4 separate regions of the Mus musculus genome follow, and all the other regions are linked to region 1. The links are chromatin loops, found by intact Hi-C in ENCODE. Cell type or tissue: gastrocnemius. All regions are shown on one strand.

Evidence for each region. Hi-C counts contacts between places; a loop is a spot of excess contacts. Peaks named below come from ENCODE experiments on the same cell type or tissue, not always from the same donor. Only the 100,000 strongest peaks of a DNase experiment are listed, where the experiment ranks them.
Region 2: a loop joins it to region 1, with 4 times the contacts of the local background. A loop is called at or near these places in 2 of 42 quality-filtered maps.
Region 3: a loop joins it to region 1, with 2.0 times the contacts of the local background. A loop is called at or near these places in 2 of 42 quality-filtered maps.
Region 4: it touches region 1 in a loop (2.9-fold over the local background); 2 of 42 quality-filtered maps call a loop at or near these places.

Annotation. Positions count from the first base shown.
Region 1 is chr10:52,017,941-52,025,940 of GRCm38, forward strand. It overlaps Vgll2 (vestigial like family member 2), which reads left to right and starts at 4,562. Exons shown (of 3, transcript NM_153786.2): 1 at 4,562-4,863; 2 at 7,117-7,423. The coding sequence starts at 4,783. In gastrocnemius, no CTCF peak of the experiment used is centred here; DNase peaks (open chromatin) are centred at 704, 4,701, 5,006 and 7,237; H3K4me3 peaks cover 4,018 bases; H3K27ac peaks cover 3,929 bases.
Region 2 is chr10:51,927,653-51,935,652 of GRCm38, forward strand. No RefSeq gene overlaps it. Among named protein-coding and RNA genes, the nearest start is that of Gm40646, 39 kb to the right of the region's middle. In gastrocnemius, no CTCF peak of the experiment used is centred here; a DNase peak (open chromatin) is centred at 3,241; H3K4me3 peaks cover 198 bases; H3K27ac peaks cover 2,969 bases.
Region 3 is chr10:51,964,448-51,972,447 of GRCm38, forward strand. Gm40646 (a long non-coding RNA gene) reads right to left here and starts at 5,953. Exons shown (of 3, transcript XR_871644.2): 1 at 5,700-5,953; 2 at 1,258-1,430; 3 at 838-879. In gastrocnemius, no CTCF peak of the experiment used is centred here; no DNase peak of the experiment used is centred here.
Region 4 is chr10:51,941,524-51,949,523 of GRCm38, forward strand. No RefSeq gene overlaps it. Among named protein-coding and RNA genes, the nearest start is that of Gm40646, 25 kb to the right of the region's middle. In gastrocnemius, a CTCF peak has its summit at 4,422 (motif pointing right); no DNase peak of the experiment used is centred here; H3K27ac peaks cover 2,470 bases.

The DNA.
Region 1 (8,000 bases):
CATGAGTCATATATACTATAATTCACTTATGAAAGATAAATACGGTTTTAAACATTCATAGCAGGTACATAAACTCAAGAAAAAAATGAAATTCAGAAAGTTTGGGCTATTTCGCCAAAGATAAAACTAATTTTTAAATTACATAAAAAAATAGTCTCAAAAATATGAGGCAGGTACAATTTAACACTCTTAAACAATCGTGTGTGTCTCTCTGTGTGTGTATGTGTGTGTTCCCAAACTTCTACTTACTTACCAAAGAGTCTCAATAATTATATCTGGCCTGACCATGCATAACTTTTTCTGAACACTCTTAGGATGTATTCTAAATTTCTATGAAAACAATTGAATCCTTTTTTTTTCTTATTTTTTAGTAAGGCTTCAAGGTATATGAGTTTCTCTCTCTTTTTTTTTCCTTAAGCTATTTCTCAGAAAATAAAGTCACCACCTAGATGTTCCACTAGTGAGCTGTGATTTATAGGTAGCGTATCACACCTGAAAACCCAGCTTTGCAGAAATGTTTTCACTTAATATTATTAACAGCTTGAATCCACCAAATCTTGTCAGCTGTTCTCCTAAATCCAAACACATCTCTTTTCAGTTAAAGTGGCAGGACAGCTTTAGGGAGGGAAATCTCTGAGATTATGATTGTGTTCAGCCCTCTGGCTGGCAGAATGAGGCAGCAAGTGATGCCAGCTCTATGAGCCCAACAAACCACAGGCAGCTGAGGGCCTGGCGTGGTCTGCCCATCTAGCTTTATTCATGTGGCCTTTCTTTTATTAGTTAATTATTTTACTTATTTACATTTCAAATGTGTCCTTGGAGATGCTTCTTGGAGATGGAGAATTGACTCAGCAAGTTTAGAGCATGTATTGCTCTTGCAGAGAGTCTGGGTTTGATTCACAGCACTTACATAGTGGCTCACAACCATCAACTCAATTCATGGCATCTGACTCCCTTCTAACCTCTGTGGGTACTTAGAAGGATTTACTGACTTTGAGATTTATTTTTACAGTTTTAGATAATGTTAGACTTGCAGACCAGATGGAAGCTCTTTCTTCAATTTATCTTCAGTAGGGTCTCATTCTACAGCCCAGGCTGACCTCAAACTCCTGGCAATTCTTTTGCATCAGCCTTCCAGAGTACTTGGATTTCAAGTATGATTCACCATGCCTTGGTGAACTAGTGTATTAAAAGGACATTTGGGGTGTCTAGAGAGATGTTTCATGATTAAGAGCGCTTATTTGTCTTCTTGGGGGCCACCAGCCCCCAGTTCAGTTCCCAGCCACCACTCATACACTTCTGAACCTCTGCAGGGAAAGCAGCTTCACATACAGAGACAAACACAAACAACATACAAAACACATGCAAAACACACACAAACACATGCAGAGAGAGAGAGAGAGAGAGAGAGAGAGAGCGAGAGAGACAGAGAGAGACAGAGAGAGACAGAGAGAGACAGAGAGAGACAGAGAGAGAGAGACAGAGAGACAGAGAGACAGAGAGACAGAGAGAAAGAGAGAGAGAGAGAGAGAGAGAGAGAGAGAGAGAGAGAGAGAGAGAGACAGAGACAGAGACAGAGAGACAGAGAGACAGAGAGAAAGAGAGAGAGGAGAAATGAAAACAAAACATTTTTTAAAGGGGGGACATATTTTTGGTGGAATCCTAGCATTTCAACAAATTGTCATGAATTGAATCTATCTTGAAGGGATAGAAAAGTTAAACACATTCTGATACAATTGTTTATGTTTCTTTCTCTTTTGCACTTGTTACTTTAACTGTTTAATGGCAGTATTTCCTCTGTCAAAGGAAGTGGTAGAGGGGGAAGAGAGAGGGAACATTGGCTTTCTTTAATCAGTAGACCAGCTCCAAGCCTCTGGACCAAAATCCAGTTTCTTCCACTCCATTCCTTGACCAGCTGGGATAATAAAAGGTTTAAGGTACCCGAGTTTTACTTTGTGCTTCATCATATACTAGAGTCCATCTGTGGAGCTGAGAAACACCTCCATGTACCAGAAAGTCTTCTCAGAAAGAAAACACTGATGGATGTTGATCTCTGAGGCTCCTAATTTTTCTTAATTTATGGTTTGGATGGAAAGGAATGTTCTCCTGTCTAATTGCAAGGCTGATTCTCACTAACCCAGTTCACTATGTTCCTCTAAATTCTTGAACCATCACTATTTACAGAGATTCTTATAAACTACTTCCTATAAGAGGGGATGGAGTCCTGTGGACCAAAAGCATCCTGGGATAACTGCATCATCTTTTCCTCCTTCCTGTTCTGTCATTCTTTTCAGATACAACATGTACTGGGACTTGTTGGACCTGAAGAAGTTGTGTTTTTTTTTTCCCCCTTGAAGTCCAAACTAAGAAAGAAAAGGAGGGAGGAAGGAACAGAGTGGAGGGAGGGAGGGAGGGAGGGAGGGGGTATTTGCTAGCTAAAATGCCATCAGCTAGACTCTTACTCTTAAAGAGGGTAGGTGAGGACCAAAGACACACACATGCACGCACACCAACTCTGTGCACAAGCAAAAATGCTGGCTTATCCATTCTGCAGTCTCCTGAAGAAGTTCTTTGAAAGTGGAGCCTTTGCATTGAAAGATGACCTGGAGACTTCAGCTGGGCTGAAGCAGCAAAAGTTGGGTCTCTGTTTCACTAGTGCAGGAACTGTTTGGCACTTGGCCTGCTCAGGTGTCCTTAGACCTGTGGCCTGAGCTAACTCCTGGCTTCTAGCCGGCCTTGCTTGAGTCAATGGCTAACTGAAGCAAGTGTGTGTGGCATCTAGGAACAAGGTCTCCTGTATCCAGGAGATTGTGGCCAGCAGATGGGAGTAACAGGCCTGGAGCGTAATGCACACCATCTGAAACTCTTCTGAGAAAGAGTAGCAGAGACCTGAGTCTGTCTTCTGTGCACCTCCACAGTGCAGTGCTCCAGAGTGTCTCCAACTGATTGCTTGGTAAAGCCAACCCTTGCCCTGCTCCTAAAAACTGTACTGGGGGTTAATTTATATGTATTTATATTTATTTTGGTTTTTCCGGAATGGTAACTTGTGTAGAATAGATTGCCCCAAAATCTGGTGATGATCCCCCCTCAGCCTCCGAAGTGTTGGGATTATAAATTTGAACACCATCCAGTAAAGTGTTCACATTTTAATTTGTAGTACATTCTATCCTAGTTAGTTGAGGAATTCCGCAACATGGCTCCCCATTTATAAGCTGAATTGGAACCCCGTTTGGAAAACACAAACAGAATGCAACACAGAAGTAATTTGATTTCAAATGTTCCGTTTCTAAAAAGAGTTGTCTTCAAAAGTTAGTTCCTTGCGCTTGAATAGCCTGTGTAAGAATCCTGGTGAGTTGCTGCTGTTAGGTTTAAACTGGCAGATAACAAGGTTTCCTTTCACTTGTATCTATCCATGATGCCTGTACCGGGTGCCTGGGGCCCCAAGACTGGCCTTCCAAGGTCCCTTGAGGTTCTTTCCGTAACTGGAAAGAAAAAAAAAAAGTTTTGCCGCTTAACCTTGCCACGGAGGTAACCTTGTGTCAGTTCACTTTTATAGTAGACCAGAGGGAGGATTCCACTGCGATGTCGGTTCCCTCCCCCAAGGGTTTCTGGTGGGACTTAGAGCAGACACCAGGAACAGCCCACCCTACCCTGCAATAAGAGCCCACCCCGCCCGCAGGCATCACTGGACAAGAAAAGGGACCAGTAAAGGGCATGTTTCACAACTGGAGGACACACTGTTTTTGCCTTAATGAAACTGAGCCGCACAGCTTTTATAACTAAACAAAGAAACAGCCCAAGTACTCTGACTTAGACCCAAGGAGTCATTGCTCTAAATATTGAGGACCCTTAAAGGCCAGGTGGACACTCTGAGCTTGGTCAGCCAGGCATAGGAAGATGGGTGGGAGCTCATAGAATCTTAGAAAGTAGCTTGCACGCTGTCCGTGTGGATGGAGTTGGTTCATTGAAGAGCACCCAAGAGGGTATGAGAGCAACCAAGATGGAAATGAGAAAGAAATGACCCAAAAAAGCAGAATTAAAATTGGAAAGAGTTGCTGGGGTTGGTGGGAGGGCAGAGATGGGACAGAGGGGGAAAGTTGCGTGTCTTAGCCACTGCGGCCACTTCCCGGAGGAGTCCCTCAACTCCTTTCTTAGTGGGGAGATTCCAAAAGATAGCCCTGGCCCTCCTCGTACGCAATCGGGAACTGTAGGCAGAGGTTCTCTACAAGAACTGCTCGAGACTTTGCTGCGCTCTGCTGCCACGGCACCCCCGCTTGTCACTCTTCCTATCTTTGTGTCCCTGCAGTCTTTGTCCCACGTGGAAACGAGGGAAGAAGGAAATCCCTGGGACACTGATGCTCCAGGAGGGAAGACTGGGCTCCCCCACTTCCCCCTCCCCCCTCCCCCACCCACCCCCACCCCCCGACATTCAAGATCCTCAGTCTCTGGCACCTAGGACACGAGCTTTCCGCGAGGGAGTCCGGGAAAACTCTTTGACCGCGTCGCAGTCCTTTGGTCCCCGCCCCCTCTTAGCGTCAGCGCGCCACGGGCTGCAGGGTTTAAATGCGCTCTAGCGGGAGCCCAGGCGCTTCTGCCCGGGAGCACCGCCGGGCTGGAACCGCCGAGATAGAGGGGAGCGAGTTTGCCGCAGCCCCAGCCCAGCGCTGCCCCGCAGCCCATGACTCCGGGGCTCGGGCGCCGCCTTCGCAGCTGCAGCATCCTTGAGCTTCGCGAAAACAGCGTTGATGAGAAACCACTCAGCTGCCTCCGCGGCGGGGAGCCATGAGCTGTCTGGATGTTATGTACCAGGTCTACGGTCCCCCGCAGCCTTATTTCGCAGCCGCCTACACTCCCTACCACCAGGTACGGGTCGTCCAGATGGGGCGGGAACCGGTGGAACACACACACACACACACACACACACACACACACACACACACACACACGGCTACAAAAGTACCACTACCTGAAAGGTCCCCTGAGCTTCCACGCTCCAGGGCGACAGACAGGCACCCAAAGACACCGTGATGCCGGGACCGCGCGCGCTGCAACCGCTATTAACTAATTCTCTTTAACTGGTGCGTTTTCTGTCTGGAGACAGCACCCAAGGCGTGCGGATGTTCACCCACGTCCTTCCCAGATCAGTTAGACTGAATTTTCTTTTTAGAGTCTGGTGCGGGTGTAAAGAGCTTCCCGCAAAGCTCACGCAGGGAAATCCGAACTTTGATCTTGACCGTAGAAATAAAACAAAAGGAAAATCAAAAGCCGGTTTCTCCAAGTCAGAGCTCAGGTGGCCCGGTCTGGCCAAATAGCTAAGGAACTGGTGGATTCCTTATCAGCAGAAACCTGCATCGGCCTTTTGGTCTGTGTTTTACAGAATTCTAGAGAGCATTATTTAGGTGTAGTTGACCCGCTATGGGAGCTCGCCTTTCTGGGACCCAAGTGGCAGAATTTGACAACCCAAAGTCAATTTTAAGAGCGCTTAACCCCGCTCCTGCAAACTGTGGAGGTTTTCTTCTGCCGATTTCTCTTTTCCCTGAGCTGTGTGTCTAGCCAAGCAATGTTTCCTCCGTGTCCCTGGCGAAGGTAGCAGAAATTTGAGGACAGTGTTCCAGGGAAAAAGCGAAAGCACACACACCTGGGGCAGAAGTCTGGATCAGGCTGAAGTAAGCGCCTGGTCTTCCCTTTGGAAAACGCTGTAATGTACTGTAATGTTTGCGTCAATACTTTAAACAATTTTGTTTGCAAATCTCAACGAAATATGAAGATGATGAAGTGAGTAAATTTTGCTTTAAGTTCCCCTCGCAAACTTCCCAAACTAGAACTTGTAGTCTTAGACTTAGGAATCATTTTTAAATGAAGTGGGAATATGGCGTTTGGAGTGTGGTGAAGTTAGAAACTGTTATCTTTTGGTCCCAGCTTCTGAGACCAGCAATCCTTCCCCACTATAGGACCAGAAGAAAGATAGTTAGGTTTTGCTAGTTGGTCCTTTCTCCTCCTGGACCCCAGACCTGTCTACTATATTAAATGTCGCTCTGTAAGACTCTGCCCTTCCTCCAAGGCCATCTCTGCCTTTAGAATGAGTTATCAGTATACCCAGCCTGTGGCTCAATTCTAAGACAATGTTCTCAGTAGCTGTGTCGGGCTTTAAAGTTTCAATGATACAGTGATTTGCTCCATGCTATATCGAAGCTCAACCTTCTTTCCTGCTCCTTTTTATCATTTCTGTCCTAAACTTGTTTGGAGATGCTGACAGTGTGCTAGTTGTTTGCTAACTTTTCCTTACTTAAATGATGTTTTAAAACTGCAAGTACATAGAATATGCCTGTGGCCCCAGCACTCAGGAGGCTGAGAAAGAAAGATCTTAGTTCAGGGCCAGTCTCAGCTACATGGCAAGATGTAGGCCACCCCATGCCTTGGGTCAAAACCAACAAACTAATGAAAACAACTGTCTCCAACTTTGGAGACTTTTTTGTGGGTGCACATAACAAAATCTTACTTCCACTTAGTAAAAAGATCCACATTTCCCCAGTTACAGTTTTAGAACTCTTTCATGTTTTCTGTGATACTTCATTCCTGGTTCTGAAATGTAGATTCTGTTTCTCATTGCTGTTTTTCTGTGTCATCTTGAGGATGCTTAATCTTGTATCAGCACTTCTGCTCTGAGTTCTCCTGTAGAGAGAGGATAGTTATCAACTTGACACGGATGCCCTTAATCTTACAGTCTGTTTTAAAAAGTGCATTTGTGAGCAAGTCCCTTAAAGTCAGACTCAACTTACAGTCCTTACAGTAAGGTTTGGTTTTCCTCTGTTTGATTTAGTTTGTTCTCTTGGTTGGATTGGTTAATGATTGATTGGTTGTCTTCTGAAATTTTTCACCCCAACATTTTGAGAGTTTTTCCTTCAGCTCAGCTGAAATTCTGGGGAGAGGGGGTATCAAGTAGGGCACATTTTCTTTAGGGGCAGAGAGGCAACTGCCCTGCCTGCCATTGATTGGTGGTTTTCTGTGGCAGGCACAAAGCTTAGACAGCAATGCCAGTTACTTAATGGATACGTTCAGGATGCACCTATATTGACCATCTCTTGTGAATTGATGTTTCACTCTTTCTTTGAACAGAAACTAGCCTACTACTCAAAAATGCAGGAAGCTCAAGAGTGCGCCAGCCCTGGCAGCAGTGCCAGCGGGAGCTCCTCATTTTCCAACCCAACCCCAGCCAGTGTCAAGGAAGAGGAGGGCAGCCCAGAGAAAGAGCGCCCGCCCGAAGCTGAGTACATCAACTCCAGATGTGTCCTCTTCACCTACTTCCAGGGGGACATCAGCTCTGTGGTGGACGAACATTTCAGTAGGGCCCTTAGCCACCCAAGCAGCTACACCCCAAGCTGTACCAGCAGCAAAGCACACAGAAGCTCTGGACCCTGGAGAGGTGAGTGGGTCCCCATGGAGAAGAGTAGGTGAAGGGTTATCTGCCTTTCTGCAGTCGACCTCCAGGGCCCCAAAGCAGTGCAGCCAAAGGCACAGTAAACTTAAGAGGGAGTAAAAGGCAGCACTGGAGGGAGGTAAGAACCAGGAAGAGGTCTCAAAGGGGAAAGGGTGCAAACTCTTCTTATAGATGCAGAGGAAAGCCAGTGGCATGGCCTGGAGCAGTGAAGCCAGGACACTGGCCTTGGAATTGGAAGCCATACAATTGGTATGTTGGCTCTACCAATTCCTAGCAATATGACCTTGGGCAAGTCTCTTAACCTCTTTGAGGTCCATATTTACAGGTCTCTAAAATTAGAATAACACCTGGCCTCCTAGCCCTCCCCAGAGAAAGTTATAAGAGTCAAAAATTGGAATGTTCGAGGATGGTTTGTTGTGGAAACCTGAGGTTTCTCACGCCAGATGGAGCAGAACCTTCACCAACAATCTACAAGGCTCCTTTGCAGTTTCTGAAAATATGCCCATCAAACCTCCCTACAAGTAAAATCTGCTGGAGAGTGCCTCCTAAAACTAGCCAGGCT
Region 2 (8,000 bases), 90 kb before region 1:
GGGTCTTGGGCTTCACACATAAACCAAGATCCTGAATGGGTTTTGCTGCTGCTGGCTGATGAAATGGGATCCTAGAGGCAGCCATTTTCAGGTTCTAGAACAGAGTATGGCAGAAGCAACAGCTAACAAAAGGATAGGAAAGGAAAGAGAAAGGAAGGAGTTGTGAGAGAGGAGGGGGTGGGGGAGGGGAGGGGAGGGAAGGGAAGGGAAGGGAAGGGAAGGGAAAAGGGAAGGGTCTAGAAGAAATTCCCACATTTCCTTTATACCACACTGCAAGAACAGAGCAGGTGGAGCTCATCATGGCCTTCAAGTTTTCACAGATTTGAAGATGAGTTTTGCTTTTAAATCAGAACATGGTGCCTGTCTTCTTGGGTGGCCCTGAGTCTTAGTTCCACTCCAGCAGGAGGCAAAAGAGAAAAATCCTAGATCATTATGACCACTAGACACCTGGCAAAACCCATATGTCATGAAATTTGACTAAAATTTTCCTTAATATGCATAGCATTATTGAGGCACCTCATTTATCCTCCAAATGTGGTATAAAATATCAGTTCAGGTCAACTGTAGCCTTGTGCCCTAAAATACATGTATTATATGTACAGGAAAGAACCCAGGGATTCATAATCCTCCTTCTAACTCCTTCTCATTTAAAACTAAAAATGTTAAGACTTGCTATATATTATGTTCAAGGAAATTTAAGATAGAGCCTGTGCATCTTAATACTGATGTTTAAATAAGCTGCTTCCACGTGAAGAGGAACACCTAATAAGCTTGAAGAAGCATAAAGAATAGAATAAGTCTCTTAGACGATTACCAAATATTTCACATAATCCTGAAATTTACTTTCATGTTTCCTCACTGGACTGAGAGCAAAATATTTTAACTTTAGCAAAGGCGTTATTTCCAGATGTATGCTTCTAGTCACTGTGAAAGACTTGTCTGCATGGACAGTTTTCCATGTCCACACTTGTTTGTAGTTTCCCATATTGACTTTAGAATTTGCTGTTTGAGTAGCACCAGGCAATGGAGAGGCAGAAAACTGCATATAAGCAGAGACTTTGGAAACTTCTGATTCTAGTTTCCTATACTTTCCTCAAAAGCCTGCTCAAAACCCTTTGATAAAGGATAGGACATATGAAACAGAGCCCAACCTGCCCTCATATTCCAGATGACCAACAGGTAAGTGAAAGAATTCAGTCCAGGCGCCAATTCTCCTTTGTGGTCATGTCAAACTATAGACTAAAGTCAGCTCACATTAGCAGAACTGCCCATCAGGCCTATACACCTATGAGAAATAATAAAACGTTCTGGATGTGGCTCGTTATACGGCCACAACTAACTAATGCACTATGCGTCCTCAGTAGACTATCAGTTATTATAACCCAGTGGTAGATGGGACATTCCACCTTTGGTGGAGATTCTATGGTAATAATGTTGTTCACACACATTTACATGGCTGTTCTTACATATATATCAAACTCCGTTAATGGATTCCATATACTGAAAAACTTTAAAGGAAGAAATTAAAATCCTGCTCCTTCAGATATAAGCAAGTGATTGTCTCTTACTAAATCCAGTGCAATTCACGCATCCTAGGCTGTTTCTCACATGATGGTAGTCCTAGAGATTACCCTTTAAAGCAAGAAGATGAAAACCTCCCCCTTAGGTGCATCTGTCCATTCCTTTGCTGGCTGGTTGTTGTGTCCCATTTTTACAACACTGAGGGGTACAAATTGTCCGCCAGCCTCAGGCAGGCAGCCTGACAGTCTTAACAGGACCCCTGCTGATGTGCATCTCTGGTCTCCACTCAGCTGTCCCATCCTGCAGCCACTGTTCTAAAGTTACAGAACAGTTTCTAACTTTGTGCCTGTCCCAAGGCATCAGGACCAAGGCACATGATCTGTAATTTATGAGGACACCCACAGAGCTGTCACTTGCAAGGCAGGTGTAGAGAAAATGGCAAGCAGCTCTAGGAAAGAAAAGGACTGTGACCTCACCCCTGAATAATCGTGGCCAACATAGTCACGGAAGAAAGCGTTGACATAAGCGAGCTTTAAAAATAAAGCAATGGCTCGTCTTGCTGAAGGCGCCGTCTCTACACTTGAACAGGACAGAACTCAAGGGATCTGTGGAAAAATAAGGTGGATTTTGTGTTCAGGGCTGCTGTTGTAGGTTTCAACTGCACTTTGCAATCTAAACTACCAATTTCAGGTGTCTTGCTAGAACAAATCATGGCTCAGGCCAAATTATCTCCACAACGCAATGGGTCATTATCTCCCTAACTGAAATTACATAAAATGGAAACCAGAAGGAAAGACCTCAGAAAAGGACTAGCTTATCCAGATAAGCAATACTTTTAAATTGAGTGTCTGTTAGTTGTGCCATAGTTTTGTGACAGAGCCTGGGCTATAGCTCAATGTTGAACTCATGCTTTGAATGTACAGGGCCCTGCCTGGATTAAATCTAAAGGAGAAAAATGTCAAATTAACTTGGTGTCTTCTCAGCCTACTCATATTTCAACTGCTTCTTGCATTTCAGAGACAAAGAAAAATTAACCTACTCTTAACTTGATTTAAACAGAGTGGGCATCTATTTGCAGGTAGAAGTGTAGTGAAAAGTCTCAGGCATTTGCAAAGAACCCCCCAGGCACACACGTTGCTGTTACTTGGGATGGAAAGAGTATCAGCTCAGATGCAACTTGAACCTTGAAACCAGATGACATCATGATGAAAAGGTTCCAAGACTTCAGAAACATTGCTTACTGATAGGCAGCTCAGCTTTCTGTCTTGGGTCTGAGAGTTCCAGTGGGATATTTGTGTTACAAAGCAAGTCCAGCCAAGTTCACACCATGGGAAAGCCATAATGAGCCTAGAGACTCAAATAGCTGGCTGCTTGCTGGCTGCCAGAGAAACTTCCACACTGACAATATTACAAGCGTTTTTCCCTTCCTTTGGTGAAGACAGATCTCTTTGGCAGGGACTTGTCATCAACACATTCTTACAGCCTTCTTTTCTTCAAACCTTCTTTCCTTACAGCCTGCACCCTGGTATTGAAGGCCCAAATTCTTACAGACTTCTATATATGTTGGCTATTAATCGACAGCCAGCTAGCTGTCCATGACATAAGCCATTGTGTCCTGCACCCTCCTGCTGCTATCATAAGAGATCAGAGCTGAAAAGAACAGTTAAGGAGGTTCTGGAAAACCCCAAGCCATTTTTCTGGCTCTTAGCCTGGAAAATCTCCTGACAGAAAGCCTGTCTGGTGCCCTTGGCAGAACCCCACAAGATCTAGTAAAATGCCAAACTAGGGGCATGGTGACATCAAGAGAAATACATGCTACAAGCAAATGGCCACACCTGCCCACCTCACTTAGGGAAATTGTTTATCACATGTTGGGGGACTAGATTGCAAGTGTTAAAACAGGAATATGGCATTCCAAATTGACTCTTGCTTAGTGGTTTTGCGCCATGCTTACATCCTGTTTGGCTTTTTTCCTCAGAGAAGTAATATAATCTTGGTGGAAATGAGGGGATATACCTGGTTCTTCATTTATTTATTTGCAGGAATATCTTCTCATAAAAGAAAATAGTAAGAGATTATAAAAGTATTTGCTTGGGTACTTTATATTTGTTTGGAGACTAAAAGAGTAGGATAAAGATCATTGAGTCTCTGAGACACATTGAAGAGGTTTGTGTGACTAAGCAACAAAACCAAACTATAGACTACAATGGGGGAGCTTTATTCAACTATAGCATTCTAAATGACAGCACTTCTGACTCTCAGGAAAATATATATACTGAGTAAGGATTTCCCTAAAAACCTAAACTGCTTCAAGTGCAAATTATTTCAAGACTCATGAAATCCTCTCCCATTTTATCAGCATAATATTAATTTAATTCAAATTGAAAGACCGTCAAGCTTTTCCTCATCTCCTCATCATCCTCTTATATCAAAAGGGACAAGGAGCCTCAGCTATGGGTGGGTCACCCTGGGCCCCTCCCATATCCTTACTGTGACTGTGGCTGACTTGATCTTGTTCAGGTCTTATGGGGAACAGTCACAGTCAAGGTAAGTTCACGAGTGAGTGAGCCTGGAGATGTCCAGCAACTACTTTTTTGCTGATGTTCAGTACCTCTGATCTTACATTATTTCTGTAAGTTCTGCACCAAGCTGGTGAGCTATTAGTAACTGATGGCTGCTCAGGGAGACAGTTGTTTTCAGAAATGCATGCCTTAAGAGTCTACCCATGCTTCAGTAGATGACCCTATATCACGAACATACAGGCAACAATAAGTGGACTCAGAGTGTTTTAAAATTCTAAAAAAGAAAAAACAACACACACAAAGTTGGAAAGGAAAAGAGGTTACAGGGATAAAGAGAAATGACAGAGGATAGAATGGAAAAGGAATTTGATTAAAATATAGCTATGTAAGAAATTTGCAGACAATAAAATGGGTGGAGAAAAGAAGGAACATAAGAGTGTGGAGTGCATGTGTTGGATGGGGATTAGGGAAAGGTGAAAGGGAGAGTGGGGTAGAAATGATCAAGATACAGTCTATGTATAATGTTTTATTATTTAAAACAATTTACAAATTTAAATAGATTTTGACCATATTATTCCCTTTCCTCAAGTTCTTCCAGATCCTCTCCCACTTTGAATTCTTTTTCAGAAAAACAAAGGGCAAAACCCAACACAAAAACAAAACCCTCCAAATGCAGAAAACAAAATAAGGTCACACTGAAAAAGAAAAACAAAACAAAACAAAAAGCCGCATTGAACTTTAACCAAATAAAACCACACACACACAAACACACAAACACAAAAGACCTGTGGAGTCAATTTTATGTTGTTCAAATCCTCGTGAAAACAAGGCCTGTCCTAGAGTAGTTGATATAACATCAAAATACTATTTTAAGCATATACATCATTTAAAGACCAGAGAGAGAGAAGGAGAGAGAGAGAGGGAGAGGGAGAGGGAGAGAGAGAGAGAGAGAGAGAGAGAGAGAGAGAGAGAGAGAGAGAGACTAAACAAAGAAAGATGAAAAAAACTTGACCAAGCAGATCTGCACACCCCTGGCTACACATAGAGCCAGAAGTAACTGGACCCAAATCACTTGTGTTCTCTGAACTTTAGATGCCTTATTTGTACTTATGGATAGCAATATCTTCAAGAACATCACTGCATTATGTCCAGGCATTGTAATGTCAAGTTAACTGCAAATTAAGATGATACCACACATACACACACACACACACACACACACACACACACACACACACATATATAATTTTTGTGATATTGATTTTATTAACTCATATATTTTGCCACTACTCACACTGAGGAAAATAAAAAAGATAATATTCCCAAGACTTTGTCTTATATAAAAATAGTGTGTCTCATACAAGCTGGTTTTGATATTATGGGTTTAACACTGTGGATTTTTAAATTTTATTTGCTCAGAATACTTTATAACTATTTTAGAAGATTTAATACCTTCAAATTAGCAATTATTGGGCTGAGTAAATTACTTAAGCTATATTGCAAAACAAAACAAAGTTAATTTTTCAATAGATTTGCCTTTGGCTCTTAGAATAGAGTTCCTTTTTCAAACATTGACATAGCATTCAAGTGGGAAGCCAGGAGATCTTCCAAAATCCTCAGACAGATTTTAACTTGCCATCAAATGCACATTTGTTTTGTGTGTGCTTATCCTGATAGTCTGGGAAGCTGTATTTTAGCCTTGGTTCAGTTAAATGTTTGAAGGTAACTTAAATAATTTTTTCCTTCCTTCTTTGAACCCTAAATTCCAAATTGACCTATGGTAGTTACTTTTCCTGTTGCTGTAATAAAATACTCTAACAAAATCAACATAAGGGTGAAAGGGTTTATTTTGGCTCACAGTTCCATCATGGTGAAGACAAAAATATCAAGAACTTGAAGTTGCTAGTCACCATATGTTTGCAGACAGAAGAAGAAAGAACAAATGCTTGGCTACATGCTAGTGCTCAGCTCACGTGTCCATTCTTACATAGTGCAGGATTCCCTGCCTAGGGAATGATCTACTCATAGTGGATGGGTCTTCCCCCCTCAATTAACTCAATCAAGGTAATCCTTCACAAATATTCCCAGAGGCCCATCTCCCACACAATTCTAGATTCTGTCAAGTTGACATTAACATCACATGCCGCATTCTTTTTGTTTGTTTGTTTGTTTTGTTTTTTCTACTTTTTAAAAATTTTTACTAGATATTTTCCTTATTTACATTTCAGATGTTAGCCCCTTTCCTCGTTTCCCTTCCCCCTGCTCACCAACCCATCCACTCCCTTTTCCCTATCCTGGCATTACCCTACACTGAGGCATCGAGCCTTCACAGGACCAAGGACCTCTCCTCCCATTGATGTCTGACAAGGCCATCCTCTGCTACATATGCAGCTGGAGCCATGGGTCCCTCCCTCCATGTGTAATCTTTGGTTGGTGGTTTAGTCTCTGGGAGCTTTGGGGGCACTGGCTGGTTCATACTGTTGTTCCTCCTGTGGGGCTGCAAACCCCTTCAGCTCCTTGGGTCCTTTCTCTAGCTCCTCCATTGGGGACCCTACATGTATCACTCTTATATCTACCTCATTCTATAGGCCTAAAAAGCCACTTGCCAATTCCAAGTTACAAGGCAGAGAATCTCCCCCTACAGGAAGAGAACATTGACAGATACATGGTAAAAAGACCACAACGTGTACAAAATTGAAACCCATAATAAAATTTAGCACAATACAGTTCCAACCAATGTAAAAAAAAAAAAATCATCACTTAGCCCTTTCAGAACACCAAACTCCCTCTACCATTTTATTCCCAGGGACCATTTTGTGATACAAGATGAGAACTGGAGAACAGCTGTGAATACTTTGTGGGGCTTTTACGGGCAGAGCAGCACCTCCCATTGTGACTGGCAGAATATAATTGCTGAGATTATGGTGTCCCGCAGAATCTTCTATAGTCATCAGCTAGAAGAAACTCGGTTCTCAAGATTAAGTTCTAATCCTTTGGGACTCATTTTCAATGAGTCAGCTCCAAATGGGATTTGAGAGACAGTCTTCTCTAAATGTTTAGTCATTTAGCGGAAGATTTAGAGTAGTGAAGGTGACTCTAAGTGAGCCTTCAGACAATCTTAGCATCATGTAACTAGCTGTCCATGATCAATATTGTTGTTTTCCTCCATGTCTTAACATTATAGACTGACAGTTTATATCCTCCATATGGGTGTGCCTGTGCCATAGCTTAGTAAATATGGGTCATGCACACATGTGTGTGTGTGTGTGTGTGTGTGTGTGTGTGTGCGCGCGCACATGCGCGCGCATTCCAGGGACAGGGGTCATGACAACCCAACAAACAAATAAACATGAAACAAAATATCCCTAATGCTGACATATAAACATGGTTTCTAAGGAATGTGTCAGTCTTGATTGACATCTGGGTTCATCTTAAAGCATTGTGAGCTAAATAAACTAAATGAAAAGAAGAAGTTATTTGCATCCCAAAAGGTGTCACCCCCAAGCTCCCTTGCTGTCCCTTTTGTTTTACTTTGTTTCCTAATACTATGTGATGCAAACTGTAGTTGCTTACAGGTCTTTGATGCAAACTGTAGTTGCAAGTCTATCTCTGTCTTTTAGTTTGTTAGCATCTCAAAGACAGATATTTTGTGCGCTGCATAGCTGCAACCTCTCAGGTTCTGCAATAGTGCCAGTTGTAGAATAGCAGTGAGGAAAACTACCTGTAGCTGCAAAACTCAGCAAACCTGTTCCTGCCCCTGCAGCTGGCCTTGTAGACTAATGGCCCAGGTGGCTGATGACCTTGTCTTCATCATGATTCCCACTTCAGTTGCTGGGTCTTGGTCTTCCCCATGCTGGATCACATCCAACCTCTTATTCCTTGAACCGTAACATTCTTCCTGCAGCACAGAACAGATGTGCTTGCTTTCCTCAACAGAGCCTTGATGGCCAAGACTCC
Region 3 (8,000 bases), 53 kb before region 1:
ACTTCACAGAACTTGATTACACTTTAAAATAGTCTAAAGAGCTCAAAAAAATTAAAAGTGCATTTTTGTACATTTATTATTTTATTTTTGTGTCTAACTTCTTATGAGACTCAAGATAAAATGGATAAGAAGAAAAAAGTCCCCCAGGCTCAAAACCAAATACTATTGTTCTGAGGAAGGAATTTAACAATAAAGGTATTCCTTGCAACATCCTGAAAGGCTCATAAATCAGTGTCTTGTTCAGCCATCGTGAGAGAAGCATCATCTTATAGCAGATGGGAACATCAGAGATCCACAGCTGGACAGTGTGCAGAGTGAGAGACCTTGGAAAACTCAGTCCTGGATGGGTTGTCTACATCAAACCTCTTTCCAGGGGGTCAGGGAGCTATGTTGAAGAGGACGTAGGAAAATTGTGAGAGCCAGAGGAGAGGGAAGACAACAAGAAAACAGTACCTTCCAGACACTGTTTATTATTCTGGTTTGTTTGGTTGGTTTCTTTGTTCTCTTTGTTTTCTAAGATAGAGAGAAGCAAAGGCATAAAGGTGGGTGGGCAGTGTCTTAGAGTTTCCATTGCTATAAAGAGACACCATGACCAAGGACAATATTTAATTGGGGCTGGCTTCCTGGTTCTGAGGCTCAATCCATTATCATCATGGTGGAAAGCATGCCAGCATCCAGGCAAGCATGACACTAGAGGAGCTGAGAATTCTACATCTTTTTCCAAAGGCAAACAGGAGAAGACTGACTTTCAGACAGCTAGGAGAAGGATCTCATTGCCCACTACCACAGTGACGCACTTCCTCCAACAAGGCCACCCTTACTCCAACAAGGACATACCTCTTAATAGTGCCACTCCCTGAGCCAAGTACATTCAATCCACTGCAGGTAGAAAAGTGAGGAGGAGAAAACATAATAAGAATATATTGCAAAGAAACAAAAAACAAAAACAAAAACAACCCTTATTTCCAACTAACTATTTAAAAAAAGGAAACCAGTCAGAAGAACCAGAAATGAGAAGAATAGAGAGCTGGAATAGAAAAGGCTTGTAACCACAACAGCATAAAATCATTGAATACTCATTAGCCGTTGTTACTAAAAAAAAAAAAAAATCAAAGATATATTATAAACTAATTTTTAATAGTTTAAGTTGTGCATCTGCAGAGATGGTTCATGGGCAAAAGTGGTTTTCTTGCAAGCATGAATGCCTAAGTTCAAATCCCCAGAACCCACATGAAAAGCCAGCACCATAGCACATACCTGTACTCCTAGTGGCCTACAGAGCGATGGAAGTGGGTCACCAGAGAGATCCCATAACTCAGGAGTCTCTTGGCTCACAGGTTAGCTCCTGCCTCCAGGTCACTGTCCCTGTCATCCCTTCTGCTTTCCTCACTCTGCTCTTCTCCCTGGTTCCCTGTCTGTCTGGATGACATCTGGGAGTAAAGCAGTAACAGGGACACTTGCAAAGTTAACCACACCATCCAGTCACACTGGTCATTATTTCAGCTAAATATCTCAGCTCAATATCTCTACGCTGTTAGCTGGTTTTCTTCTTAATGCTTTGCACATAGCCTGAATATATCCTCATGGAATTTTATTCATCAGAATTCCGAAAGCATGGGCATTTGTGCTAGTAGACATTAAAGAAGTAGGGTCCTTGTCGTCAATAGGATCGTCCTCAATAAGGTCTGATTCTAGCAAAAGAGAGAGTCAAACAACCAATGAAAGGACAAAATAAGCTGAGATTAATGTATGGTAAAGTTTTAAGAGAACTTGTTTGTTTGTTTGTTTGTTTGTTTGTTTGTTGCTATTGTTGTTGTTTTGAGTTTTTTGATTTTTCAAATCAGGTTTCTCGGTGTAACAGCCCTGGTTGTTCTGGAACTCAATCTGTATACCAAGCTGGCTTTCAAGTCACAGAGATCTTCCTGCTTCTCCCTCCTAAATGCTGAGATTAAAGGTGTACACTACCATTGCCTGGCATGTAGAGAACATTTTTATAGGTGGAGTTGAGTATAAAACTATACAGAGGATCCTTCTAGGTGAAGAGGTAGTAAGGGTGACCTAAGCAGAAAACACAGTGTAACCAGGAGAACGTGGACCAGTACCACTGGTACTAGAAATGTGTGTCTGTGAGCTGCTTGTGTATAGGAGGTAGGTGCTGGTATGCTGTCATTGGTAGGATCCAACAGGAAAGAAAAATTTGAGGAATATATTTTTTAAAGCAGACCACCTAAAGATAGAGACATATCAAGCTATTTTCTTTAAATATATATAGTTATGTATGACTACAAATATGGTCTATTAAGCAAGAAAATATATTTTGGGTGTGCCAGTGAGATGGCTCAATAAGTAAAGAAATTTTCCAGCAACCTGAGATCAACTCCTAGTACCCACACCACAGAAGAGAGCCCATAGGTGTTGGGTGACATATGCTACGGATCCATACACATACACATACACTAGTTTATACATGCATTCACACACACAATACAAATAAATATAATAAAATCTCAAATATATATTTTGAAGCCATACTGTAATAAAGTGAATAATATTTTATTAACATAATCCCTTATTGATTATAAATTTTACTTAGGTCATTTTCTACAAGTTCATTTTAATGATTAAAAACATGACTCATTTTGGAATTTAATTTTTCTTTTTAAAATTTTTTAAGCAAAGTTTTTAACCTCGTTAAAACTTACATGAATATATGTGGGGGGGGGGGTTCACATGTAAGTGCAAATACCATAGTAGTCTAAAAGAAGGCATTGATTCGCCTGAAGCTGGAGTGTGAGTCTCCCTATGTTGCGTCCTTTACAAGAGTAGTATGGATTTTTAATGGCTGAGCAATCTCTTAACACCAAGTGAAATTTCTCCACAATGTAATTAAAAGCAACAACAGTTATCCTTGGCAAATAGAAGATCACAAATAATGTTTTATATTTTTCAGAATAACCTTTCCTATGATACAAGCTTACAGACATTATTGAAGATGTCTTCAGAGGGTTATAACATTAGGGTTCCCTACCCATGAACTATTATACATAAATTTTAGGACATTCTTACAGACTATATCTTTAATTTTGGACTCTGCTCACAAAAGAATTTTATTTAATTCTAAACTTATACTTAAATGTGAACTTATACAATGACAAGTTCATGTATCTTTGATGACTTCATTTGCTTTCTATTGCTGCGATAAAAACACCATGACCAAGGCAACTTATAGAAAACATAATGTATTGGGGCTTATGATTCCTGAAGGATAAGAAGCCGTCATGGTGAGTAGGCATGGCATGGTGACTGGAACTGGACATAGAGAACTGAGAACTTGCATCTCAGCCACAAGCACCAAGAAGAAAGAACAAGCTGAAAGTTCCAGGAGGGCTTTTAGCTCTGAAAGCCAGTGTACAGTGACATACTTTTTCCAGGAGGACCATGCCTCCCAAGCCTTCCCTAACAGCACTACCAACTGGGGACCAAGCATTCAAACACCCAAGACTATAGGGGATATTTCTCACTCAACTCACCACAGCTGACATTTGTTTTGGGTTGGTTGGGTTTGCTGTGTGAGACAAGTCTGCTGCTACCATCATTCATCGCTACCAATATTTGCATGGGCCCCAACCTGTGCCATCTTGAACCAATCCCCCCAGACTACATCATGTATACATCTGCAGGGAGGTGAGACCGCCAACCCAGTGGATCTGGAACAACCATACATATGAAACTGACTACATGCCATGTCATGGCCACTTGTGTATCGTATGTGCCGTTATCTACAAAACACATATTCCAAGATAACATCATTGGGAATTTTGAAAACCATAACAGAACATAACCCAAATATGAGATCCCTTTTGAAAACAGAGGTACTATAGAGGGTTGATTTGCAATCTTGCCACATTTTCAAAACCAGAAATTCAAAACAACTCTCTAAGGTGGATACTATACATATTTTGCATTGGAAGCAACTGAGAGCCTTGGGGAATGCACAAGCAAAAGGACTAGAGCTTTGTCAACATCCTCACCTGCCCACCATTTCTTCTCAAGTCACAGAAAACACCTCAGACTATGGTATGTGGCATGTGACAAGCTTTAGGGGAAGAAAAGAAGCTGGAAAAGAGAAGAGAAGAAAGGAAGGAAGGGGAGAGGAAGGAGAAAACTGGCAACCTAGATGAGGTGAGGAATGACAATGTTATTAGTTTGGTTTCAGTACTTTCACCATGCACATAAGTATTAAAACAAGTTACACATGTTAAGTATAAATAGTTTTCTGATTATAACTCAATAAATCTAAAGGTAAAGACTTGGGGTAAAGATTCAATGACACAAAGAAGGGCAAACTATAGAAGAGGAGACACTGCAGAGGCTCTTCCAAGTCACATGGGCATGATGAATATCCTGCACATATTCCCTTCCTTGCTCCCTCTCAAGTCCTGGTCTCCTAGTGTTCAAAATGATTCAATTAGCTTGGTTTTCTTTTCTTTTCTTTATTGCCTCCCTAGTTCTTTATCTACCCACCACCACCAATTGCCATTATGCAAATTTGCCCAAAAGTCCATGGGAAGTGCATGTATTTTCTTCGGGCTGTAGAGACAACGCCCTCATTCAGTTCAGAAATAGCCCATTGGGAGGCATGATGGAGAGAAATGAAAGATAAGGATGTAAATGAGTGAGGTGATTAGCACTCAGGCAGCATCCAATAAATGTCAGCAGCCCGTCAGCCACAAGAGAAAGAGTTCTGGAGGCTCTTCTGTTACCTACCATGGGGAAGCTGAGAACCTCTCCCTGTACATCTCCCTGCTGGACAGAGTTTCAGTGTGCCTTCTGAAACTTCCTATTCATTCATTATTCAGCAAAAATATATTGAAGCAACGTCTACTTCAACTAATATTGCACTTGGCATTTTAAAACCTGTCCCATTTCTTATCAATTTTACCATTGAGATTTTGGAAATTGACTCTTATATTTGTTCAAACATATAAAAAATTTAGAAGAATGAATTATTTTATCAGGTTTTAGGCAAACTCTCCATAACCAATGACACTTAGTTGATATTAGCTTGAGAAAGTCAGAAATTATTCTAGAAAGGTTCCAAATAGTTCATGTTTCTCATTGCACAAACCTTACACTATTATTTCAGAAGTAAACATTAATTATAGCCATTTTCAGATTAAAATAAAGTCCAGCTATTCAAGCCCTCATAATGGAAATTTATTTGAAGGAGCAATGGATCAATTTGGTGCACATGCTCAGAAGCCCCTTTACATACACGCTCCCATTTTCATTCACAGTAAGTGCCTTACCTTCATTTCACAGAAACAGTGTTCAACATTCGAAAGAGTAACTGAATCCATGCCCAATACCAGTGCAAATTTAAGTTTTCTCTATTTGATTTCACATAACCTCTGTGCTTTACAGGCATACACATTTTAGGGTCACTTGATTAAATAAAATAAAAATTGGCACATAAGGACACCCCTAATCCAATCCAAACACATGGGCTTATGAAGGCAATGTCAACATTATTTCTATTGTGACTCTAACCTAGAAAACTAAATGCCTATTCTTAAAGTGTGTGTGTGTTTGTGTGTGTGTGTGTGTGTGTGTAGAATAAAAGTTGCTTCTTTTGGTTTGAGCAAAATTAAAGCCACAGAACATAGCTACTGTTTTCATAACAAGCCTCAGAGACGTACCAGCTTCTGCAGTAAACTGGGAAATCCTTGCTTTCCCCACTCATAATCCATGCAAACTGAGAAATACCAGGCGTGATCTTCAGTTAGACAGTTGGCTACAGTTGTGCCCTGTATACTCTGCTTAGCAACAACTGTCTGGTCTTCTAATGATGAAAGAGCACGGGGTGCTGGGTACTGACCTCCTGGAATGTGTGGAGCGCTGGGTGTGCAGAGTTCTGGGAGGCGGGGATTAAAGGAGAGCTGGCAAGCATGCGCTGGACAGGGTAACAGCACTGAAAGACATGCGCGTGTCCTGTGAAGGAACAAAAGTGTGGCCACGTGGAAGACTCTGAAGGACAAAGAGGAGGCCAAGGGTACCTGGCTGATATTGGAAAGGAAAACTAGAAATTTATAACGGATGTTCTTCCTTCTAAACTATGCCCCTGGATGCATGCTTCCTCCTCACCTTCCCAGCTCCTCTTTTCTACGCAAAATGCAAACAGGGTCTGGCACTTTGAATCCCACATCTTACTATTATTTTTACTTATTCACTTTATATCCCATGGTGGGTGCCTCTCCCTAAGGGTATTCCTCCACCCAGGCACATCAAATCTATGAAACTAGGCACATCCTTCACACTGGGACCAGACAAGGCAGCCCAGCTAGAATACATCCCACGCACAGACAACAGCTTTTGGGATAGCCCCTGCTCTAGTTGTTTGGGACACACATGAAGACCAAGCTGCACATCTGCTACATATGTGCATGAATGCCTAAGTCCAGCCCATGCATGCTCTTTGATGGTTCAGTCTCTGAGAACACCAAAGGTTCAGGTTAGTTGAGTCTGTCTTCCTGTGGGGTTTTTATCTTCTCCAGGTTGGCAATCCTCCCTCCAATTCTTCCATGAGTTCCCAAGCTCCATTCAATGTTTAGCTGAGGGTGTCTGCATCTGTCTGAATCAGCTGCTGAGTGGAGCCTCTCAGAGAATAGCCATGCTACACTCCTGTCTGCAAACATAACAGAGTATAATTAATAGTGTCAGAGATGGGTGTTTGTCCATGGGATGGATCTCAAGTTGGGTCAGTTATTGGTAGACCATTCCCTCAGTCTCTGCTCCATCTCCTGTCCTTGCATTTCTTGTAGACAGGATAAATTTTGGGTTGAAAGTTGTGTGGGTAGATTGTTGTCTCTATTGCTCCACTGGGGTTCCTGCCTGGCTACTGGAGGTGGCCTCTTCAGGTTCCATAGCCCAAATGTGAGTCACAACTAAGGTTGCACCCATTGTTAAATCCCACATCTTAATAGCTCCCAATCATTGCTGCTGATATACTGCACCTTGAGAACACCAGTCACAGCCCTCCTCCTCCGCTCCTTTTCTCTTCATCTCACATCTGTTTCCCGCTATTGCTTAGTAAAAGACATCAGCAGAGTTCAGACGGCAAAGAAGTCCAGATCAGTGGCAGGGCATTCAGTGACAGGGTGTGATGCTTTGTTTTAGCACATATTTTCTTCCAATGATAGCCTGCAAAAATGATCTCCTGTGATACCAGGGAAAGAGCCAGTAAGTAAAAGTGAATAAACTACTCATAACAACTGGAAACTCCCTTCAAGGTTTTTGTGTATAACTATCCTTATTCTTTTATAAAAGTTGTATTATATGTCTTTCTAAAAACTGTATGCATAATTTATAATGCATATTATATATACACTATATATTTAGAACTATATACATGCTGTGTACATGTGTGAATATATACATATATATGATTTATAAAAATAGATGCAAGCCTGGATATAGGTAAATGGTTATACAATGTATCTTCTTCAGCATTTTCCAGTATCAGTACATATTCTTTTTTTTTACATATTGAATATGTTTCTTTAAAATTTTTATTGAATATTGAACTTTTAAACTTTATCTTCCCATAGCACAGTAATTTTTAAAATATTTTTATTACATATTTTCCTCAATTAAATTTCCAATGCTATCCCAAAAGTCCCCCATACCCTCCCCCCCACTTCCCTACCCACCCATTCCCATTTTTTTGGCCCTGGCATTCCCCTGTACTGGGGCATATAAAGTTTGTGTGTCCAATGGGCCTCTCTTTCAGTGATGGCCGACTAGGCCATCTTTTGATACATATGCAGCTAGAGTCCAGAGCTCCGGGGTACTGGTTAGTTCATAATGTTGTTCCACCTATAGGGTTGCAGATCCCTTTAGCTCCTTGGGTACTTTCTCTAGCTATTCCTTTGGGAGCCCTGTGATCCTTCCAATAGCTGACTGTGAGCATCCACTTCTGTGTTTGCTAGGCCCCGGGAAAG
Region 4 (8,000 bases), 76 kb before region 1:
TTCTCTTCAATTCCAGAACAGCAGAAATGAGTTTACAGAGTGCAGAGAAGTTACCATGGCGGTATTTATCTTCACGTTGCTAATACAGGGTCATCTTCGAGATCTATCAACTGCAACAGCTCAAGTTCAGTAAGAAGAACTAACAGTACCCCTAACACTTTTCTTATTTCAACGTCTCATTGTATTTCATGAATGGCCAAACTGGCACTCTTTACAACCTCATCTAAGATACTCAGAAATGCAAATCACCAAATTCTCCATAAGTACTTGAGTTCTTAAATTTGATTTCATATTTTATCTTGATGGCTTGACTACACTGGAGATTTCCCAGGAGGCTTCCTTTCAGGCTCACCAAAGTATGGACACAATGGTCTCAGGAAGCAGAGAGAGCAAATGACCTCTAACAATTTATGGATTAGCTAGGTCAACTTGCAGTGGCTCCTCTGCCCTGATTTGTTTTGTTCCCTTCTAGTCTCCTTTGCTTTAGGACCCAGGAAGCACTGACTTCGTTGTGGAAGTAAAGACTTTAGTTTCACTGATAAATCAAACTGAGGAAGAGCTGTTAGTAAAACTATCACATTTACAGAGTCAGGCTGGGAATAAGTGACTCTGTGGACAAATTGGTATTTATCTTATTATTTATCCGGCTATTTATCTTGCCAGACCGGAAGCTTTTTACTATTAGCCCAGTCTTTAATCAGGCCAAGCCCAGTGAGGTAGTACCAGCCCAGTGCGCACTGCTGCCCAAGACCCTCCAGAGCTCACTGCTGTGGCCAGAACCATAAAGACCTGCGGCCCGGTTTTTCTTCTGCTTTCCGGATATTTCAGCACCTTTGCGCACTACACGGGGGGGGGGGGGGGGGATGAAGTTTAAAGTTTGGAGGGGTGGGGTGGATTTGCAGGGAAAATGCCTTCTCCAAATCTTTTTTTTTGGGGGGGGGGGCGGGCGGGGGAGTGGGTTAAGGTTTTCGGAGTGAGTGTACATCATTGGCTGGGGCTGAGGTGCTGGGAATGCTTCATTTACATGAAGAGGAATTCCAGGTGCTTGCTGGACACATCCTTATGTGGAGAGAGGAAGCTAAACCTGTAATTTGGCAACTAGGCTACGAGACTACGTCAATGATTGTGGAGGTTGGAATTTAGGACTATGTGCCTGAGCATGCAGGTCCAAAACAGGGACAGATCGATCCTTATTCCTGCCAATCTCAAGATGAGATTTTCAGGATTCGGACAATTCTCACAGGTCTCTTGCTCCAAGCCCGGCCCCGCCCCGCACCTTCCACCCTTCAGCCTCGCAGCTAGCTTTGCCCTACAAATGCCTAGTGCTAAGTGTTCATAAATAAGTAGAGCGTAGCTGGGCAGTGGTGGCCCACGCCTTTAATCCCAGCACTTGGGAGGCAGAGGCAGGAGGATTTCTGAGTTCAAGGCCAGCCTGATCTACAAAGTGAGTTCCAGGACAGCCAGGGCTACACAGAGAAACCCTGTCTCGAAAAAACAAAATCAAAAAAAAAAAAAAAAAATAGAGAGAGTAAGAGTTGGATGCCATGAGATTATGCATGGCCAGGTAATGAATATTTTGAAGGAAAAGAAAAAGAATTTTTTAAAACCAAGCTTTAAATTGGCCATCCTATGACACAGAGAGAGGACTACATTTCCTACACTAGAAAGCCCTTGCTTCATTTTTTTCTTCACATGGAGAACCAAAGATCAAAATCAAGTTAGAGTTGTTATCAGGTGTGATGGTTAATTCTGAGCCTCAACTTTGCTGGGTTAAGGTTCCCAACTATTTGTTCAAATATTTTAGATGTTTGTATGAAGTTATTTTTAGATTTGCATGTTAATCAGTAGGTTATAAGTGAATGCCCACCAAACGTTAATGTAGGTGGGCCACATCTTAGGTGGAAGGCTTTCCTGTAACATGACTAACTTCCACTGCTGTAACGTTAATTCCCCTCTGAGTCCATAGCAGGTTTTAAGACTAGGGAGAGTCTACAAGCGCTTAAGCCAGCTCCTTTAAAAAAAAAAAATCTCTGTCTCTCTATCTCTCTGTCTCTCTGTGTCTCTTTATCTTTGTCTCTCTCGGTCCCTCTGACTGTGTATGTCGCTCTTTTTTCCCTCCTTCTTTCTCTCTCTGTCTCTCTCCCTGTCTTTCTCTCTCATTCCCTTTCTCCCCACCTCCCAGTTGTGTCCCCTGCTCCTGATTCTATCATTTCCAAACCTATAACCTATCAACTCCTCATCTCGTCTTCCTGCCTTTGAAAGCAAGCGGTGCCCTTGCTACATGCTGGTGACTCTCTCCCCACCCCACCCCCACAACATAGAATTGTTACTAATTATTTGGGAATTTCATACAATGTGTCCGCATCACACTTTAGCAGAGGCATGGGGAAGGACTCAGTTTCCTTTAAGGCGCTGGCCACTGGAAGTTTGACCATGCTCCAATGAGTACATGGGCCACGCATATTCCTAGTGATTCGTGCCCTTAGACGCATGTCTATTTCCTTGTAGGTCTTTTGATGACCTAATTTAAAAAGCTATTCCCTCTTTTGCACATCATGATTGTAACTTATCTATTTGCTGTTTTAGCTGAATATACATTCACACTCAAGTTTCTTTCATCCTAAAACCACCTTACTATAACCTCTCTTGCAACATGAGTTAGCACTGTAACTATCCACCCTTTCCAACAAGGCTTTACTTCCGAACCTCCCATTCAAATATCCAACAACCACATGCTAACCAGGGTTTCAAAACATCAATAACAAGCATTTGAAAAACATAAAAATAAATAATCTATTATGGGTCAGAATCACAGTGCTGACTATTTTATCTGAAACTTTTCATTCAGTTTTTAATCATAGGATATGAATTAGAAGTGATCATTTGACACCATCATTTGTAATAGAAAATGAAGACTCAAAAACATTGGATAATTCCTGTTAGCTAACAGAGTCTGGCTCCTGTCCCTGCTCTGTGTACACTTTCCACAGCCCTTCCTCACATCCCTGACTTTAGATCTGCTTCGGTTCTATTTCCTCCCTTTACTCCCTATGGGAACCCGGAGTCTATCTTATACCAGTGACTAATCGTCGTTCCCTGATATGTACAGCAGGCAGCAAAACAGCTCCAGAGATTCTACTCTGAAGTCATCACACTGGTTTGGGGCAGACTGCCTGATAGCACAGGGGTATGAACTATGGCCACTTCACAGAATCATTCCCTGAGGGAGGTAAAGGGTGCTCCTGTACCAGCACTGAACCATCCAAGTGACTCACCAGAGGGAAGGAAAGAAAGCAGAGCTGCACATGGGGTCCCTCCCTCTACATTCTGCAAGGAATGCAATGAGAAAAAAAGACCCAGAGACAAGGGGTGCCACAGCAGAAGATGGGAAGGCAGCCTAAGAATTTAATGTTGTAAAGAGAGCTTGTGACCCTACTTCCGAGGAAGCTAACTCACATTCTACAACAACCTGATGGGTTACAACAGCAGTTTCAGCACTGTGTAAAGAAATGTTGCCCACCTCATTGTGGCACACCAAGGTTCCACACTCCCCTTATGCTATCCTGGGGCATGGGCTGATTCTCATGAATTCTCTCAGTTTCAAAGAATCCCTGGTCGTTTCTTGTAACGGGCTTACCATTTAACAAGTCCTCCCCATGTCTAAAGGAGTAGTTACAGTGACAACATCAGGGATCTTTCCTAACCTGTAATAGGATATTTTGAGCAAACATTAAATCATATGTGATAGACAGGCATCCTTAAAAATAGGCAAGGTTGGGGCTGGCAAGATAGCTCACATGTAAAAGTGATTGCTGCCAAGTCTGATGACCTGGGTTCAATTCCTGGAATCAAATGATGCAAGGAGAGAACTGACTCCCACAAGCTACCTATCCGCTGACCTCCATGTGTGTCCAGGACACACACACATACCCATACACATACATAATAAATAAGCAAATAACTAAATGCCAAAGACCATTTGATCTATAAACCATGGACTTCGGTATACTTATTTGACTCCATTTGGATTCCACATTCCTCTTAGAATCTAAAGTGTGTCTTCTGGTGACCTCCAAGGAGGTAGTTGAGATACCATCCCTGCCTTAGTGGCTTCTCCCACAGAAGCCATGATACTCCCAACCCAGAGCTTTGAGGCACCATTTCCCCTCACTTATGTGAAGAGGCTGTGAAAAACATTCTCTTAGAAAAGCAGGGTTGGGTTACAACAGCTGGTAGCTATTCTCTGCAGAAAGGCTGCAGGCTAATGGGCAATTATGGGTTAACTGTGTAGCCCGGCTCATTATACACTGAGCCAGGAGACACAATGCTTTAGCTAGAGGATGATTCTCATGGTGGGAATTACAGAACCTGGCAAGACAGCAGAGAGATATTTTGAGGCAGGCAGGCTTTCCAACACCCGAAATAACAGCCAGTAGGAGGCTGCCTACGTGGGCCTACAGAAGGTCAAGCTACCCCTGCTCTGTCAGCAGGAGCCCTTTGAATCATCTCAACACTTTCCTCTTAGCCAAATCTATCCATCCCTACCCCCCCCCCATTCTGTCCTTCACGGGCTCTAAAGCTATCTTTGAAATGGAGCAGCAACCAGGAATTCTTTATGTGGTTTAGATTTGATGGAGAACATCAAATGGAGAAGACACAAGTTACTGGGGAGCCAATAACCTCCTCAGACTCACAGAACTGAAAGTTCAATGCAGGAGGAGCTTAGCAAGCCAGCTATAACTCACACTGCCATAATTGCTTCCATGAACCTCAAAGGTCCAGGGACACCCATCTGTTCCTTAAACTGCCTACCACTCCCTCTCCCTGAAAGTCAGAGCAGTATGACAGCCATCCACACATGGGATTCCACTCCCACCACTCACTTTCCACCCCAGCTAGAGGCTCCTAGCACAGTGCACCAAGCACAGATTCCCTGGATTCCCCACAGCATAGCAGCTTGTTGTCAGAGATGCCTTGCATGGTTCCTGCAGGGTATATTTTCATTTAGTCTGCATGTTTGGCACACTCCACCCATAAACAGAAGCCCAATATACAAATAGATAACATAACTGATTTACTCCAAGCGTTGAAAATGTTTAATCAACTAATAGTGGTAATAAACCATCTCACAGGAAAAACCAAGTGGCCCAGCCTGGGACTTCAAGTCAAGCTGAAAATGCATATAGGCATTTAGGGTTACTGAAGGGTGCACATGAGAACTATGCAAACTGTGGGAGTCCCTTTTGATATTTACATTTGTTCATATTTCTGAGTAACGTTGAAGAACGGTGGATCAGCAGCTCTCCCTGACAGAAGTAAAAAACCATTCACCCATCCCAGTATCAAGTTTCCTGCAGCCCCCATAGCTAGATTAAATAAACTATCTGGGTGTGGGCATCCAGGCAGCAGCCACACACATCTTCAATCCTGGAAATGTCTAAGGAAGAACCATTCCAAAAGCACCCCCCACCATCACCACAAAAAAGTGTCAGTTAAAACACAAGTAGCATATGGTGAAATAAAATTTCAAGTATTTCATTCAAATAATTCAAGACCACAAGAGCTTATGACATGGCCACTTAAGAATGCTGTAGTACTTAGTCATTCATTCACCATCCAAATTCATTTACCAGACTAGAAGCTCCCAAAGAGTTAGGACTTTTTTTTCCTGTAGCTAATATCTCAGCTGCTGTCTACTACTATATAACAATCATTTAAAAACATAGTATCTGAGCTGTCCAGCATACACTTAATAATCAAGTAATGAAGAGCACAGGGTCTTCTTTTAGTCTACACTTTGCCCCCTGGTAATTATACAATTCACTTCTAATTGATCCCCCCATTTGAAGTGGTATGCAAATATCTTGATTTCATCTTCCATGAATTTGGTCTTTGGCAAAGTACTTTTAATTTAAATCAGAAAACATAGCCCCAAGCGGTGGTGGCGCACACCTTTAATCCCAGCACTTGGGAGGCAGAGGCAGGCAGATTTCTGAGTTCAAGGCCAGCCTGGTCTACACAGTGAGTTCCAGGACAGCCAGGGCTACACAGAGAAACCCTGCCTCGAAAAAAAAAAAAAAAAAAAGAAGAAGAAGAAGATAAAGGAGGAGGAGAAGAAGAAGTGGAAGAAGAAGAAGAGGAGGAGGAGGAAAGGAGAGGAGAGGAGAGGAGAGGAGAGGAGAGGAGAGGAGAGGAGAGGAGAGGAGAGGAGAGGAGAGAAGAGAAAAGATACAACTTTGAGCTTCTACCAAAACCCTCTGTATTAGCAGAACCTATGAGGAGATGAAAAACCAATCTTTGGGTTAATGATGTATTTTCAGAGGGCAAATTATCTAAATACATTTCTATAGGAAAAAAAAACATTTTCTCTCTGCTATAGTTAACACTGTTTTAATTCTTTTAAACATAAAAAGACATACATATATGTCTTCAAATAAAATATTTTTATAAATCAACTGTAATTGTTTTAAAAACAATGCATTATAGATTAACTAACAAAAGAAAATAGATAATAGATTAAAATAAATGTTTATTTGACTTAGCTTACTCTCTAGGACACTGTTTACAACAACAATGGCATATTGCTGATGCCTGACACCTCTTGGAATTTTCAGTATCTAGAAAGCCAAATGCTAGCAGTGATGAAAAACCATGGGAATTCCAAGTGCTTTTAAGGCTTTGTAAGATAGCTTGATAGTTTCATACAAACACAAATAGACATAGCCTTAATCTGATCTAGAAATTATGTTCCTGGATATTGCTCAATTAATTTGAAAATATTGTATATAAATTGTATAGTAGCTGCCTTTGTAGCCTCAAAAAAAAAAGAAAGAAAGAAAAAGAAAAAAGAAACCTGAAAATAGCCAAGATGTGTTTCCACAGATGAATGAATCAACAAATTGTAATACATGCGTAAAATAGCATATTTTACTCAATGATAAAAAGAAATGATCAACCCACGAAAAATACATGTATACAATTAAATGTAAACACACATCTGCAAAGCCTGCACATTGTTTGACTCTACCTATAAAGTAAGCTGGCAAAGTGCAAGCTCCTCAAGGATTTGAAGCTAGTTATGGTGGTGCACATCTGCAACCCCAGCATTCAAGACATGGGCCAGCCTACCATTGTGGGACCATGAAAGGTAGCCTGGTTCCCAGTTGAGTAAGTAAGACTGGGAACCTTAAGGAGATGGTAAGTGTTTCACCTGTTCCTGGGCACCAGGCCCCTGTCACTAGCTGCAGTCCTCCATAGATTTGTGGTCATCAGTCACATAAGGGCAACGCCCCAAGCCCCTCCACAAGTAGAGGACTTGACCTGTGGTCACATAGGCTCAAGACAGATCTCCATTTTAATGAGGTACCTAAAGGCCTGGAAGCTTAGCCAATAACTCCCCAACCCAAACACTCCTCCCTGAAAAGTGAAGTACGGTTTTAATTGTTTTAATTCTTTAAAACTATGGACTGCCTCTTTTCACCAGGATCTGCCATGGGGAGCAATGGAACAGGCCTTCACCTACAGAGCCACCTTGGCCTATAGAGCCTCCATCTAATCTCGGGTAGAAGGGCTCTCTGAACTCCCACCAGGATGCCCAGAGCCAGCTCAGACAGTCCTGCATGTCAGACTATGCTTTCCCACTCTCAGAGCCATGTCCCAGGGCTGCCCTATGGCCTAACACCTGCCCAGCGACAGCGTGGTGAGGTAAGCAAGGTCAAAACTTCCCACGTCCTGCCTCCTCGAGCTGCCCAGCCCTGTGTCAGAGCAGACAGTGGGACCCACAACGCACATACCATATGCCGCAGGATCCTAAATTCAAGGGAATATGTGATTTAGACGTAGTTGACTATGTAAAGCACTGGTGAAGAATTCCCAGTAACTTTTATAGATACTCTTAAATCAAGGCCTGGAGCACAACTCCCCACTCCTTAACCACAGGTTCCACAGAGTGACATTCTTACAAATAGCACAGCACAGAAAGGGATAAAATGAACAACTCC